Linked DNA regions of Homo sapiens: regions 2 and 3 are each linked to region 1. The links are chromatin loops, found by intact Hi-C in ENCODE. Cell type or tissue: heart left ventricle. All regions are shown on one strand. Links, peaks and the distances in the headings refer to the core of each region. The heading gives the core; the rest is flanking DNA.

Region 1 (4,644 bases), core at 348-4,347:
CATGGTGGCACCACAGGCCACCATTAACGGGGCTCCTGACAAGAGTCGAAATGCACGTCACGTTAACTGCACACCTATACTTGCAGCCACACATCTACACTCGCACTCTTGCTGCTCGGTCTCTCTCCCTCCCGCTTTCTCAGGGACCCAGCCTCTACCCACCCCAGCGGTATCCACGGGACCAACACGGTGCCCTGCCCAGGCTGGGGACTCTCCTGGGGTTGGAGCTTGGCTTATCTGGGTGAAAGACACCAGGGCGTGAGATGCTGGTGGCCGCCCCTGGCCCATCCCAACCCCGCAACGCCACTGGAAGATGAACATGTGTCACCGAGTGAAGGGCAGGGAGGCATAGGCGTGGCCTGTGCACCTCAGGCACTGTCCTGAGAGGGGACTCCTGTGGTCGCCAGGTGAGGGGAGCTCTGTTTCTGTCCAGCTTCTTCCTCTGAAAGCAGGGGCTGAGAGGGGTGGGCTGCCCCACCTCTGCTGTGGCCTGTGGTCCTATGAAAAGGCCTTGCTCCTGGGCAGTGGACCACCACGGAAGGGAGGAGTCTGCCAGGTCCTGTAAAAACACTACATGGTATATTTTTTTTCTTCCACCACAACATAAATTACACCCACATTTGCTTTCCAGAGTTCTTTCAGCTCACCCCAGCCTCCTCTGGGTAAGGAATCCTTTGATGCCCTGGACCTGGTGTAGATGGTGGGCAGCTCTCAGGGGCAAAGCCAGGGCAGACATGGTCCTAGGCTGCCATATGTGGCTGGCCAACCATGGCATGGCCTCTGCTCCCAGGCATGGACATGGCCTGGCCCCAGGGTCACAGTGATGGGTAGGACTGGGGAGCAAAGGGCTGGCGAGCACAGAACTGGGGAGAAAGACAACCGCCCTAACTCTCCCCAGAGCTGGGGAGCACAGAACTAGGAAACACAGGGGTGGGTAGCACAGAACTGAGGAGAGCACAGAACTGGAGAGCACAGAACTGGGGAGCACAGGGGTGGAGAAGCACAGAACTGGGGAGCACAAGGCCGGGGAGCACAGGGCTGGGGAACACAGGGTCAGGGAGCACAGAGCTGGGCTTCAGGCCCTGACCAAGGGTGGCAGCAGAAGACACTTGCCAGCCAGGGCACCTTGGCTGTCAGCTGCTGCTGGAGAGGCCCTGCCCACTGACCTGCAGTGTTTGATCAAATGACATGAGTGCTGCCCTTTAGTGACTGGTGGGCACTTGATAAATGTTACCAAAACGTACACTAACATGGGCAGGGCTGGGGTCAGCTCCCTGGCAAGAGTGCTGATGCCCAGAATCCAGTGTCCAATTTCCCTGCAGCACAGTTGTGTGCACACTCACAGCATCAGCTGGGACAGCAAAGATAAGGAGTCAGCGAACAGCCATGCTCCTGCTGCCAGGGTCAACAGAGAGAGGCCAAGGTCACATGCCAGGGTTCACAGCAGCGGGATCTTCCTGACCCATGCAAAGACAACCCTGGATAAACAGAGGTTGGCAATGCTGACTCCACAGCCACGGAGAACCAGCAACCTGGCCCATACCTCGCTGTGAGGCCGCAGGGCCCCTGAGCGGCCAAGGCAGGCAGCTCAGGTCTGGGCAAGTCCCAGCTCCTGCCACTTGTGGCCTCGCGGTCTATAGGGTGAACTAAACACCTGCTACTAAGGGGGCGATGACTGAAAAGGCCAGGCGCTCCATACGGAGACTGCTGCTTACTCACTACACGCTGTAATACTGCCACCAAGGACACCAGAACTACCGTCCCATGTATGTACAGGTGCCCAGAATCCCAGTTTCATGCTGCTCAAACCCTATTTCCAGAGGCGCCTAGCTGCAAATCGGCCTTCCCCTCCCTCCCTACTTGGAAATACAACCAATGCAAATGACAGAACACTGAGGGGAGAAAGCCGCCCTAACTCTCCCCAGGGAGCCCACAGCGTGTGAGCCGCCCACCCAAAGCCCTCTGTTTAGACTCCCCAAAGCCTCTGTGTGAGGGCAGAGGCAAGGACACCCCTTCTCTATCATCCTTCCACAGACCCACGGGGCGGAGGAAAGAAACGGAGCTTTCCCTGAACTCTCAGGACCAAGACATTCATCCAGCACTGCCACTGCACACCCCTGCGGGTTCCCGGGGGCTCCCAGGCCTGCGCAGGCGCCTCAGTGCAGCCTCACAACAAGCAGCTCACTGTAATAATACACACTGTTTACCTGCGCAGTTCAGAGGCCTCTTCAGTTTCTTCTTCATGCAAACTGAATTATTAATACTCCTTGGTATTCCACATCTGCATAAAATGTTTGCATGTCAAAATCACCAGAAAATCTGGCCAGCATTCAGCAGCTGGCTACAAAATTGAGGGCAATATTCCAGATAAAAAGCAACAGTTTCTCTTAGTTTCATTTTTGGAAACTGGAATGAGTAGGCTCTCAATAATCCTAATGCTATAAAGCTTAATTTAAGATACAAACATAAACTTTGCCACCAAGTGAAAGAAAATCCTGTTTTCATCCAGAGGGGAAAAGCCTGTCCCCAAACAAACTGGATGCTGCCCCAGAGACATATGACGTTGTCATCGCTCTGCAGGACAGTGCAGCCCTCTGGAGGCCGGAGGAGAAGGTGTTGGTTTGCATTTAATTTAGTTAATTTATGCACAGTGACGAGGGAATTTAAGCTATGCCCCCCAGAATCCACCGGGCATTAAGGGCAGAGAAGAGATTCATGACCACTCGGAGGCAGCCTAGGTGTGCCAATCACCTAGGGACCCAGAGTGTCCGTAACGGGAAGCCATTCCCAACAAGGATCTCTGTAAATCCTGCTCGCCCAGAAAGAACAGGGCTGAGGCAGCCCTTTGAGGGTGTTCCTTTTTAATCTGGAAAGATGTTATAACCCCAATAAAACACTGAAGCCAGTGCCTACCTTCCAGCTGAACAGACCTCAGTGCTACTTCCAATGGCCTTGCCAGCAGGAATCAACCTTCACACTCCGGCAGTTCTGAGCTATTAGGATTAACTTCCGCTTTAAGTGTTTTCATGGTTTTCGCTTATTTTTCAAAATTTTTGCTATTTATTTATTTTGCAGGCACAGACCCAAAATATCTCAACAATCAAGTTTGAAAAGCTATCCCTTTTTTTTTTTATCAAATAAGGTTTAAGAAGCTTTTTTATTGTTTCAGTCCCAAAAATCTAAAAATAAGCTTATACCTCATTTAAGTGTTAATACTTACTTTCCCTACAAAGTAGATTTTTAGACTAAAAACTACAAAGATACCAAATGTTAAAACTGTCCTAGAACACCTTTCTGTGGTCTCCTAAAAAAAGACACCTCGGTACCTATCAACGCCAGACTCTGCTTACAAAGTCTCTGGTTTTAATGTGGGTTCTGCCACTTTCTAGCTCTGTGGTCTTGGACACATTACTTCACCTCCCTGAACCTCAGTTTCGTGATCTGAACAACCTGATTAGGACATTCTGAGCATTAAAAGAGCTAATGCTAAGCATGCTAACATGTTAGGTACTGAGACCCGTGCCTGATGGCAAGTACTGAATAAATGTTACCATGCCCCATTATACAGGCAAATGTGTCTGGGACTGTACACATCTCTAACCATCTACAAGCTGGGTGGGCATTTATAGCTTCCAAGATAAATAATCATATACAGCTAATCCTGTAAGTTCCTATTGTATGTCAATGTATGTAAAGACTTTTATATCCACACATACTTATATTCATGCTAGGACTATAGCTATAGATGCAAAATTTATATGTGTATCTATATAATTACAAAATATCCATACAATTAGTTATAGACATGAGATTATCCACATACACTTCTATGTATATAAAATGAGCTCTTTCTATATATATCATTACAAAAATAGGAAACTTTATTCTCAACATCAGTATCAACTTCTAACATAAATCTACTGTAAAGAAAGCAATAGTTCCTCTTTTTTACTGGAAATAGCCAATAACAGAAATAGAAGAAATGAGAGAACTAGAAGAGCACATTTGCAGCTACCACTGTAATAGCTGTAATAAGACAAGAATCATCCGTGTATGATCAAAAACAATGGGAGGAGTGACACTGTGCACACCAGCAGGGCAGGAAGCTCTAGGGGGTCAGACGTTCCCACAGAAACTACTGAGCAACTGCAATCAACTATTTCAAAACTCTGGAATCATTTCAGATCCTTATGGGCCTGCTACCATCCCTGTTCCTCAGCCCTTGTTCCTGCTGCCCTAGAGCTGGATGACAGCAGCCTGCACTCCTGGGGTGTCTGGCTGGTGCCAGAGTGGGCAGTGGGGACCCTGTCCTCCAAAGCATGGGCTCAGGGTTTTGGTTGGTCTAGTGGTTCCTTTAGGGAATGAAGCAGACTTTGCCTTGCATTCAGCCTTCCTGGGCTACAGAAGCTTCCCTCAAAAGCATCTATCAGAATATATAAAGGGATGGGAATACCTTTTGGGAAGGGAGAAACTTTGTCAGGTCACTGGCTGACTGTGAAGAACAGAAACTTCAGTCACTGCACACAGGAAAGATTACACAATTTGAAGAATGAAGAAAAATGAACAGAGTCTAAAGGTCAAGTGTACAATCATACACATCAGAGGAGACCAAGAAGAAGAATGGGGCAGAAAAAACATTCACAG
Region 2 (4,644 bases), core at 353-4,352, 49 kb before region 1:
CAACAGAAGACAACAATGCCCTGCATGGTCCCTGGACACACAGAGGCGGCCTTCAGGATAGGTGGCAACGAGAGCCAGGGAACCCTAAGTCTAGGAGTGTGGCAAGGCCATGGTCAAGCATGGCCGCAAGCAGAGGCTCTCCCTGGAGCAGACACTCCTGCGTTACTGTGGACCACCTGCGTGTGGAGACCCAGAGCCTGGACATGAGACTAAAAGGCAGACAGAGCAGGCACGTACCCGGCACTTGAGCTCGTATTCCTTCAGGACTGCTGCGAACCGCTCCTCCTGGGCCAGGAGCTCTGCACTCTGTGGCTCCAGCTGAAAGGCAGACACAAAGGAAGTCACGGGTGGGCCTCGGGCCAGAGGGGGACCTGCTTCTCCAGCCCCTGGGCTCCAAGAACCTGCCCAGCTTCTGCCAACACCAGGCGCTGCATCTCCAGGTATAGCCGCCATCCCCCCTCCTTCTCCTTACTCCCCCGTCTAGAAGGTCACAAGACAGAAGGATTTTCCAGACTTAGATCTAAGGTGGCCACACTCATCCCTGGAGCCCAGACCCTGACCCTGGGCAGCCCCTCTCCCCATCCTCCTCCCTAGGTGACACCCAGGGAAGGCCCTGCCCTCCCTCCACGCCCCCCACCACTGAGGGCTGTCACTAGTGAGCAGTTGTGCTGTGTGGGCAGACGGCCCCCCACATTGTCATGCAGAGGAAGCAGAGGGAAGGCCTCATGCTGACTTTCTCTTCATTCTAAATTTTAGGAGAATACCGCATTCTGTGACCTGCCGCATCTCTCCCTGGCCACCCCCGCCACCCCCACTCTGCCCAGCAGGCCCTCCCCTCTGGAGGCAGACTGTCAGCAAAGGGACTCGCCTTGTCCTTCAGCACAAACTCCAGGTCCTTCTGCAGCTTCAGGGCCAGCCTCTCCGAATCCGAAAGCTTTTCCACCACTTCCACAATCTCCTTCTGTAGGCGACTGTTTTCCTAGGAGACACAGGCCAGTGGCTCATCAGGCTCCTGCAGGACGGAGGGGATGTGTGCAGGATGGAGGTGAGAGGCTTGCTTCTCATAGGACTGGGCATCAGGAAAGAACCCCCACCCACCGCAGGCGAGGCACCTGGTGCTGTGCAGGCGGCTGTGCCGGGGATGTCCCCCACCCTCCCAGGACAGACGCCAGAGCCCACCCAGACTGTGGCTACCCCATCGTCTTCACTTCTCTTGTCCCCTCCCTTACCCTGTGCTCAGAAAGGCCATGAGTCATACGAGAAAGGGTGGAGAGCCGGGCACGGTGGCTCACGCCTGTAATCCCAGCACTTTGGGAGGCCGAGGCGGGCGGATCACAAGGTCAGGAGATCAAGACCATCCTGGCTAACATGGTGAAACCCCATCTCTACTAAAAATACAAAAAATTAGCCAGGCGTGGTGGCGGGAGCCTGTAGTTCCAGCTACTCAGGAGGCTGAGGCAGGAGAATGGTGGGAACCTGGGAGGCGGGGCTTGCAGTGAGTGGAGATCATGCCACTGCACTCTAGCCTGGGCGACAGAGCGAGACTCCATCTCAAGGAAAAAAAAAAAAAAAAAAAGAAAGGGTGGGGAATACAAAAGCATTGCAAAAGTATTATAGAAAAGGCATCCTTCCAGAGCCATTCCTGAACCAGGGATCAGATATCGTACCAGGACAGCTCAGACAGCCATTGCCAGGGGAGGAGGCAGCATCTGTAGACGGTGGGGGACTGCAGTGAGAAGGGTGGAGAGCAAGGCTGTTGGGGGGCTCAGGCTGCCCAGCCTCTCCTCCCGGGAGGTGGGGCAGGTGTGGGGAGTTAGGAGAGGAGGACACAGGCAGGAGCAGAGCAGGGACCAGCACAGCAAGGGCCAGCACCTCTGTCCCGCTGCGATGCCTCACTGGAGTCAGTATCAGGGGACAGTTGTGAGACACTCACCAAAGCCCATCAAACCCCATCAGCTCCAGGCCACAAAGCCAGCCTCGGGCAGGCTGGGCTTTAGGTTCTGGTCTCTTTGCTGCCCCCATGGGTGTTCCTGGTTTCTGGGGTTGAAGCAGTGCTGGCTGCGGGTGCTGGCCCTCCCTGACCTCAGGTCCACCTGGCCCAGAGCAGAAAGTGGGAGTGGTGGGGAAGGAGGGGCAATGTCCTGCTGGCAAGCCAGGACCCCTTCTGCTCTGCAGCAAGTGGGACACCTCCTCACTGCAGCAGGTGCTCCCTCGGGCCCTGCCCTGAAACATAAGCTTGAGGGCACTGGCAGGTGTGGATCTGGATCCTCAACCAGGATGACGTGGGTGTGGGGAATGCTCAGGCACCCCCCCAGCTTCCTGGATGCCCTGGGGATGCCCCTACCTTCAGGGCCAGGGTCAGCTTCTCGCGGAGGCCAGCCTCCTCAGCCTGCAGGCGCCCCACGTCCCACTCCAGCGCGGCCCTCTGCCTGTGGGCCTGCTCCCAGAACAGCTCTCGCTCCGCCTCCACCTCAGACCGCAGGAGGCTCAGCCTTTCCCGGTACCCCTGCTCCAGATGCCTGTAACATGTCACACATCACACGTCAGACATGTCATGTCAGGGCTGCCCAGGCCCACGCCACCCCCTTCCTAGCCTCCTCCCTCTTAGAAACGCCCCTGTCCTCAGCACGTGCAGGGCCGCCCTGCCTTGGCTGAGCTGCCCATGCTGGGAGGCAAATCTGAGGGTGGGTGCTCCTCCCTCACAGGCTGCTGGAGGTGACCCCAGACAAGGGGATCTGGTGGGTCACATGGCAAATGCCACCAGCTGCCCCCTCACAGCGAGGAGCACAGCTCCCTGGGGTGAGTCCCAAGGTGGCCCCTCCACCCGGTGTGCATGGCAGGTAACAGCCCTTTGATAAAGACTTTCGATACCAAATGCACATGAAAATCACCTCCCTCCCAAGGAGGGAGGCAGCATGAAACCCATGGACAGTGAATTCCCAAAGCAATCTGAGGAAGAGGTGGGGGATATTTTTTTCTCAGCTGCTACATTCATCTTTTACAATAACTGTTTCCATTAGCAGGAAAAACAGTGTTCAACGCTCAGTCTCATCTCTTTCTGAAACAGCAGCTTCACTGGAATTCTCAAACCACGTCTACCCAGACTGAAGACCAGCGAGGCTCCTACTTCTGCAGAAGCCTGGTGACGCCCATAACCAAGTCCGAGACACCTAAGCCCCAGAGCCCGGGCTTTTAATCTTGGCTTAGAACTTTAAAGAAACAACACTCAAAAGGGAAGAGTATGAAGGAAGTACAATAATCTGACTAATTTAATACTCCATAAATCTTTTGGGGTAGTGTTAAAGCTACATATTTCCTATCAGCCTACTCTTTAAAAACTTTTGAAATATACAAAAATAGGGAAATGGTTAAATAAATTATGGCAGATCCACACAAAGACCCAGGTGAGATGCTCTGTGGCCATCAGAAAAGCATATGCAACATGGTGTCATTTTTTTTTTTGGAGACAGAGTCTTGCTCTGTCGCCCAGGCTGGAGTGCAGTGGCGGGATCTCAGCTCACTGCAAACTCTGCCTCCCAGGTTCACACCATTCTCCTGCCTCAGCCTCCCGAGTAGCTGGGACTACAGGCACCCACCACCATGCCCGGCTAATTTTTTGTATTTTTTAGTAGAGACGGGGTTTCACCATGTTAGCCAGGATGGTCTCAATCTCCTGACCTCGTGATCTGCCTCCCAAAGTGCTGGGATTACAGGTGTGAGCCACCACACCCGGCCACAACATGGTATCATTTTTTTAAGAATTATGTGCATAGAAAAAAAAGGTGAAAGATATATAGGCAATGTAAAGAGTGATACCCCCGGGAAAGTGAGATTTCTGGTTTTATTTTTCCTTTAATTGTACTTTCTAAAATGTGTGCAATAAACATGTATCACTCATTACATTTATAATAAGGAAAACCTAATGCAATAATAAAAGCTACTTACAGAAACCTACTCATAACTCCCATTGCTCATGGGACAAAACCCAAGCTCTCAGGGCCACGTGGGTTCTGAGGCTGCAGCTTAGCACCTCGAATGCATCCCTCCACCAGGTTCCAGGACAGAGTGTTTCCAATCCTCTAACCCTGGGAAAGACAATTCACACAAGTCTTTCCAAATGGCTGGGAGAGAATCAAGGTATACACGTGTGGACAGAAGCAAATCAGTTCTCAGTTACTCAAACTGAGTATGAGTCAACTTACTTCCAGCTTTGAACACAAGTGTCTCACAAGGAGCACTCTTGTCTAGGGGCCCTGCTAACCCCAAGGCTGGGATGAGGCTGTGCTCGGGAGAACGAAGTCGCTGGAGGTCAGAACCCAGCCCCTCAGGTCCTGAGAGGCAGCACCAAGATCCCTGTGGCACCAACAGGGATAGGTGGATCCCGATACTCAGGATGAAAGTGAGAGGTGGACGAACCGAGCTTACAACAGAGCCGTCAGGAGAAAGGAGGGGGCGTCCAGGGAGAGGAAATGAGTTCCTGGAGCTCCCCGTGGGTCTCCCTGACATACTTTCAGCTCCTAAATGTTAGCAATTGTCTCCTCTGGAGATCCAAGCTGGCCTCATGTGCGCTCCGGAAGGCAGGGAGCTATGAGAACGTCTTAAGCAACAAAGTCAAGGTCACCTCCCCCAGGGGCCGGGGGGCAT
Region 3 (4,644 bases), core at 224-4,223, 65 kb after region 1:
TGGAGAAACTGCAGATGGAAGAGGAAGGGAATTACAGGATTTCTTTGGAGAGAGAGCTACTGCAGCCTGTGGCTGCTGTTCTCTCAGGGGGTGAGAGAGGAACTCCTTCCTTCACCCAAACCCAGAGAATGGGACGACCCAGTGGTGAAATCCAGAGACAGGTTGGCATGCCTTTTCTGCAGAAAGCATGAAAGTTCAAGGGGCCTATGGCAGGGGTGGTAGGGGGCGTGAAGGATGTGGGTGGGATGTAACTCCATTCTCACTGATAAGGGGCAAGGACATGGGAGAGAGGCTGACCTGGGGTCCCTTCCAGAAGACAAAGGGGAGTCCAGTGGTGAGAACCAGTGGTGGAGGGGCCTGCCTGAGACCTAGGGCCAGAAGACAGCCCACTGGAGAAGCACAAGCTAAGCTGCAGCTGGAGGGGGTTTACCAGAGGTCTTTAAAGAGCCCCTGAAGCCAAGCCTAATAGCTCACGCATGTACTTCTAGCTCCTTGGGAGGCCAATACAGGAGGATCACTTGAGGCCAGGAGCTCAAGACCAGCTTGGGCAACATAGTGAGACCCCATCTCCAAAAAAAAAAAAAAAAAAAAAAAAAGGGAAATCAAGGTGTCAGCCGGGCAAAGAAAAAAACAGAAAACAAGAGCCCCTGAAAGTGCCCAATGGGAGGCAGGTTGGGGCTGGAGGCTATGGAGCTAACTCAAGACAAAACCAGGCTTTGGTGAGGAAGTCCCAAGCGAGAACTTACTTCCCTGCCCAGCGTCCCACCTCACCCCCAACTTGCAAAGAGGAGATGAGTGTGGAAGAAAGACGCCAACCATCCCACACCCCCACAGGGTGGCTGTGTCAGGCAGGCCTTGAGGGGGCAGGCAGGTGCAATTAGTTCTCCTTAGAGCAAAGCCCGAAGTGTGGCCGCCTCCACTGGGCTAAACCCTCCATGGGTCTGCACCAGGATGGTGTTTGTGACATCAAGTCATCACAGGACAATTTCCTAGGACTGAGCAGAAAAGGCTGGCGTCCACATCTCCCTTCAGTCCACTGCCAGGAGAAAACTTCCCACTCTGAGTAGATGTGAAAGGGATAGCAGGTGACCGAAAAGTTCATTTCCACTAAATTCCGTGGTTTATTTATTTATTTAGAGACAGAGTCTTGCTCTGTCGCCCAGGCTGGAGTGCAGTGGCAAGTTCTCAGCTCACTACAACCTCCGCCTCCCAGGTTCAAATGATTCTCCTGCCCCAGCCTCTCGCATAGCTAGGATTATAGGCATGTGCCACCACACCTATAATTTTGTATTTTTAGTAGAGATGAGGTTTCACCATGTTGGCCAAGCTTGTCTTGAATTCCTGATGCCAGGTGATGCACCTGCCAAAGTGCCTCCCAAAGTGCTGGGATTACAGGAGTGAGCCACTGCGCCTCATGGCATCCTTGTTCAGCACACTAGTTACACTCGTGTATCTAGTACATTGTTCTCTAGTTTTTATATCTGGTGTTCCAAATGTGACCCTCAAAATTTAAATACCTGCCACAGTATCTAATGCTGCCTGGGGAGTTCCCATGGGCAGGGGCAAGCATAGCATTTGGCAGACCAGGAGGGAGCAGGGCCGGCAGGGCCGGCAGCGCTGATCCACCATGGCAGGAACGTGTGCCAGTTGTTTCAGCAGTCTGGGCTTCGCTTTCCTCATTGCAGTGAAGGTTTTAGAAAACTGTTAAAAACACTGTGGACACTAACATTTTTAGTCAAAAAAACTCAGCCAGGTGCAGTGGCTCACGCCTGTAATCCCAGCACTTTGGGAAGCCGAGGAGGGCAGATCACTTGAGGTCAGGAGTTCGAGACCAGCCTGGCAAACATGGTGAAACCCCATCTCTGCTAAAAATACAAAATTAGCTGGGCGTGGTGGCAGGCGCCTATAATACCAGCTACTCTACTCAGGAGGCTGAGGCAGGAGAATCACTGGAACCCAGGAGGCGGAGGTTGCAATGAGCAGAGATCACACCATTGCACTCCAGACTGGGTGACAGAGCGACACTCTGTCTCAAAAAAATGAACAAACAAAAAACCTACCCACACAAAAAAACCCGTGGACGGATGCTGACCTCAGTATGTACTGAGCATCTGAGCTGTGTTCATCCTTCCCAGAGGGAGGGGTTTGCCCAGGAATTCCCAGAAACGAAACAGCTGTTTCCGGAGAAGCAGCATCAATATCTTATTTTAGTGGCATCTGTTGGACACTCAGTAAAGCACTGTCTGTGTTGTTTTCAAAGTTTATTTTATTATTTATTACATTTTTAAGCACAGATTTCAGGCTTGGGAGACGTACAAAGATGACACAGACATCCCTAATTATTAAGAACTTGGCCAGTATAAAAAGGTGGTAGACACCAAGGAATAAACTAGGGTTGTATTTCATAGAGGTGTCTATGGATGGACTTGTGGGGGGTTAAGGGGAATTTGGTGGACCCCTAAAATAATATGTAAATGTTTGGTTATGTGAATAGATTAATTTTGGGCGGAAGAAGGTCCATAACTTTTCCTAGATTTCTCGATTTAGCAGCGACTCAAATAAAAATCACTGGTATAAAATGAAGTAATGAGGGCTGGGCACGGTGGCTCACGCCTGTAATCCCAGCACTTTGGGAGGCTGAGGCGGGCGGATCATGAGGTCAAGAGATTAAGACCATCCTGGCCAACATGATGAAAGCCCATCTCTACTAAAAATACAAAAATTAGCTGGGCGTGGCGGTGCGCACCTGTAGTCCCAGCTACTCAGGAGGCTGAGGCAGGAGAATCGCTTGAACCCAGGAAGCAGAGGTTGTAGTGAGCCAATTGCACTCCAGCCTGGCGACAGAGTGAAACTCTGTCTCAAAAAAATAAAAAGAAAAAAGGAAGTAATGAGGCCAGGTTCAGTGGCTCACACTCTCACCTGTAATCCCAGAACTTTGGGAGGCTGAGGCAGGAGGATCATTTGAAGCCAGGAGTTTGAGATTAGCCTGGGCAACATTCCAAAGCCCTGTCTCTACAAAAAATACACAAATCAGCCAGAAGCAGTGGTGCACACCTGCAGTGCCAGCTTCTTGGGAGGTTGAGGTGGGAGGACACTTGAGCCAGGGAGGTCTAGGCTGCCTGGACCCATGTTCACAGCACTGCACTCCACCCTGGGTGATAGGGTGAGATTCTGTCTCAAAAAAAAAAAAAAAAAAAGTAACTGAACTGTAGAGCTAGAGCTAGTGGTTGAGTACATCAAATGTAGCAGCTGTTCTTCTAGACAAGAACATGAGCTCAGTGGTTTATTTCATTATCATGAATATCAGTGGAAACATAAATAATAAAGGATATCTCAGGATATACCAGAATGCCTCTTGCTTGTTCACTTTGAGGGAACATTTCCCTTCTTATCTTTACCTCACGTCTTGTCTCTCTTGGGACTATTCCCTGCCCAATTATGTAACCAAAGCAGTACCTACCTCATTCACAAGTGTAATAGTTTATTTGAGTAGCTCTTGCTAAAAGATATTAGAAAGCATGATGCAAACTGAGGCTTCAAAGTATTTATACGCTGGGGGTTGCCCAACTGGAATGCTCCTTATTGGAGCCCAGCCACCATGTTGAGAGGAAACCTAAGCTAGTCCCATGGAGAGGCTCTTGGACCACATGGAGAGCGGTCCGGTTGTTCCAGCCATCCCGTGTAATAATCCACGTTGACCCATGTCAACAGCCGGAATGAACTGCCAGCCATGTGAGTGAGGCCATTTTGCATAGTTCAGACAAGCCAGTACTCCAGGTGATGCCACAATAAGTGATTTTGTTGTTTTAATACACTAACTTTTGGGGTGTGTGTATTCTTTTTCAGCAATAGATTACCGAAACAATAAGTAATTGATTTTTTCTTTCTTTTTTTTTTTTTAAAGAGATGGGGGTCTCGCTATGTTGACCAGGCTGGTCTCAAACTCCTGTCCTCAAGTGATCCTCCCATCACAGCCTTCCAAAGTGCTGGGATTACAGGCATGAGCCATCATGCCTGGCCCAATAAGTAATTGATTTTCTATTGCTGTCTTCTAGTCCCTCTTCTACTGACTACAGCTACTTTTGCCATTTTTTCCGTTGTGTGATAGATGCTTTCAGCACTGTATTCAGTAAATAGCCTGTAGCATCCTTTTTAAAAAAAAAGCCCTTCCAAGTAAAGGCATATTTCAAACTGTATTAAGAATATTTTCTGGCTGGGCATGGTGGCTCATGCCTGTAATCCCAGCACTTTTGGGAGACCAAGGTGGGCAGATCCCTTGAGCTCAGGAGTTTGAGACCAGCCTGGTCAACATGGCAAAACCTCGTCTCTACAAAAAATACAAAAATTAGCCGGGCGTAATGGCGCTCACCTATGGTCCCAGCTACTCGGAAAGCTGCAGTGGAAGGATTGCTTGAGCCTGGGAGGTGAGGCGGCAGTGAGCCATGTTGTACCACTGCACCCCAGGGTGACAAAGTGAGACCTTGTCTCAAGAAAAAAAAAAAAAAAAAAAGGAACAGAACGTGAATATTTTCCATCATAATGACAGTCACTGCTGGAGTTTGTAAATGTACTCAAGAAAGATTTTCTTCATTAAATACATATGTCAAATAAATGGAGATTTGTGACCATTCCGTCAACTGTCAT

What was found. Peaks named below come from ENCODE experiments on the same cell type or tissue, not always from the same donor. Only the 100,000 strongest peaks of a DNase experiment are listed, where the experiment ranks them.
Region 2: it touches region 1 in a loop (2.7-fold over the local background); 10 of 110 quality-filtered maps call a loop at or near these places.
Region 3: it touches region 1 in a loop (4-fold over the local background); 7 of 110 quality-filtered maps call a loop at or near these places.

What each region holds. Positions count from the first base shown.
Region 1 is chr20:25,537,815-25,542,458 of GRCh38, forward strand. All of the region lies in intron 1 of NINL (ninein like), which reads right to left. Among named protein-coding and RNA genes, the nearest start is that of NINL, 45 kb to the right of the region's middle. In heart left ventricle, for the core only: a CTCF peak has its summit at 2,599 (motif pointing left); no DNase peak of the experiment used is centred there; H3K4me3 peaks cover 1,979 bases; H3K27ac peaks cover 336 bases.
Region 2 is chr20:25,489,007-25,493,650 of GRCh38, forward strand. It overlaps NINL (ninein like), which reads right to left. Exons shown (of 24, transcript NM_025176.6): 11 at 2,345-2,519; 12 at 869-979; 13 at 238-318. Among named protein-coding and RNA genes, the nearest start is that of GINS1, 84 kb to the left of the region's middle. In heart left ventricle, for the core only: no CTCF peak of the experiment used is centred there; DNase peaks (open chromatin) are centred at 1,865 and 2,295.
Region 3 is chr20:25,603,205-25,607,848 of GRCh38, forward strand. No RefSeq gene overlaps it. Among named protein-coding and RNA genes, the nearest start is that of NANP, 18 kb to the right of the region's middle. RefSeq lists an enhancer at 1-75. In heart left ventricle, for the core only: no CTCF peak of the experiment used is centred there; no DNase peak of the experiment used is centred there.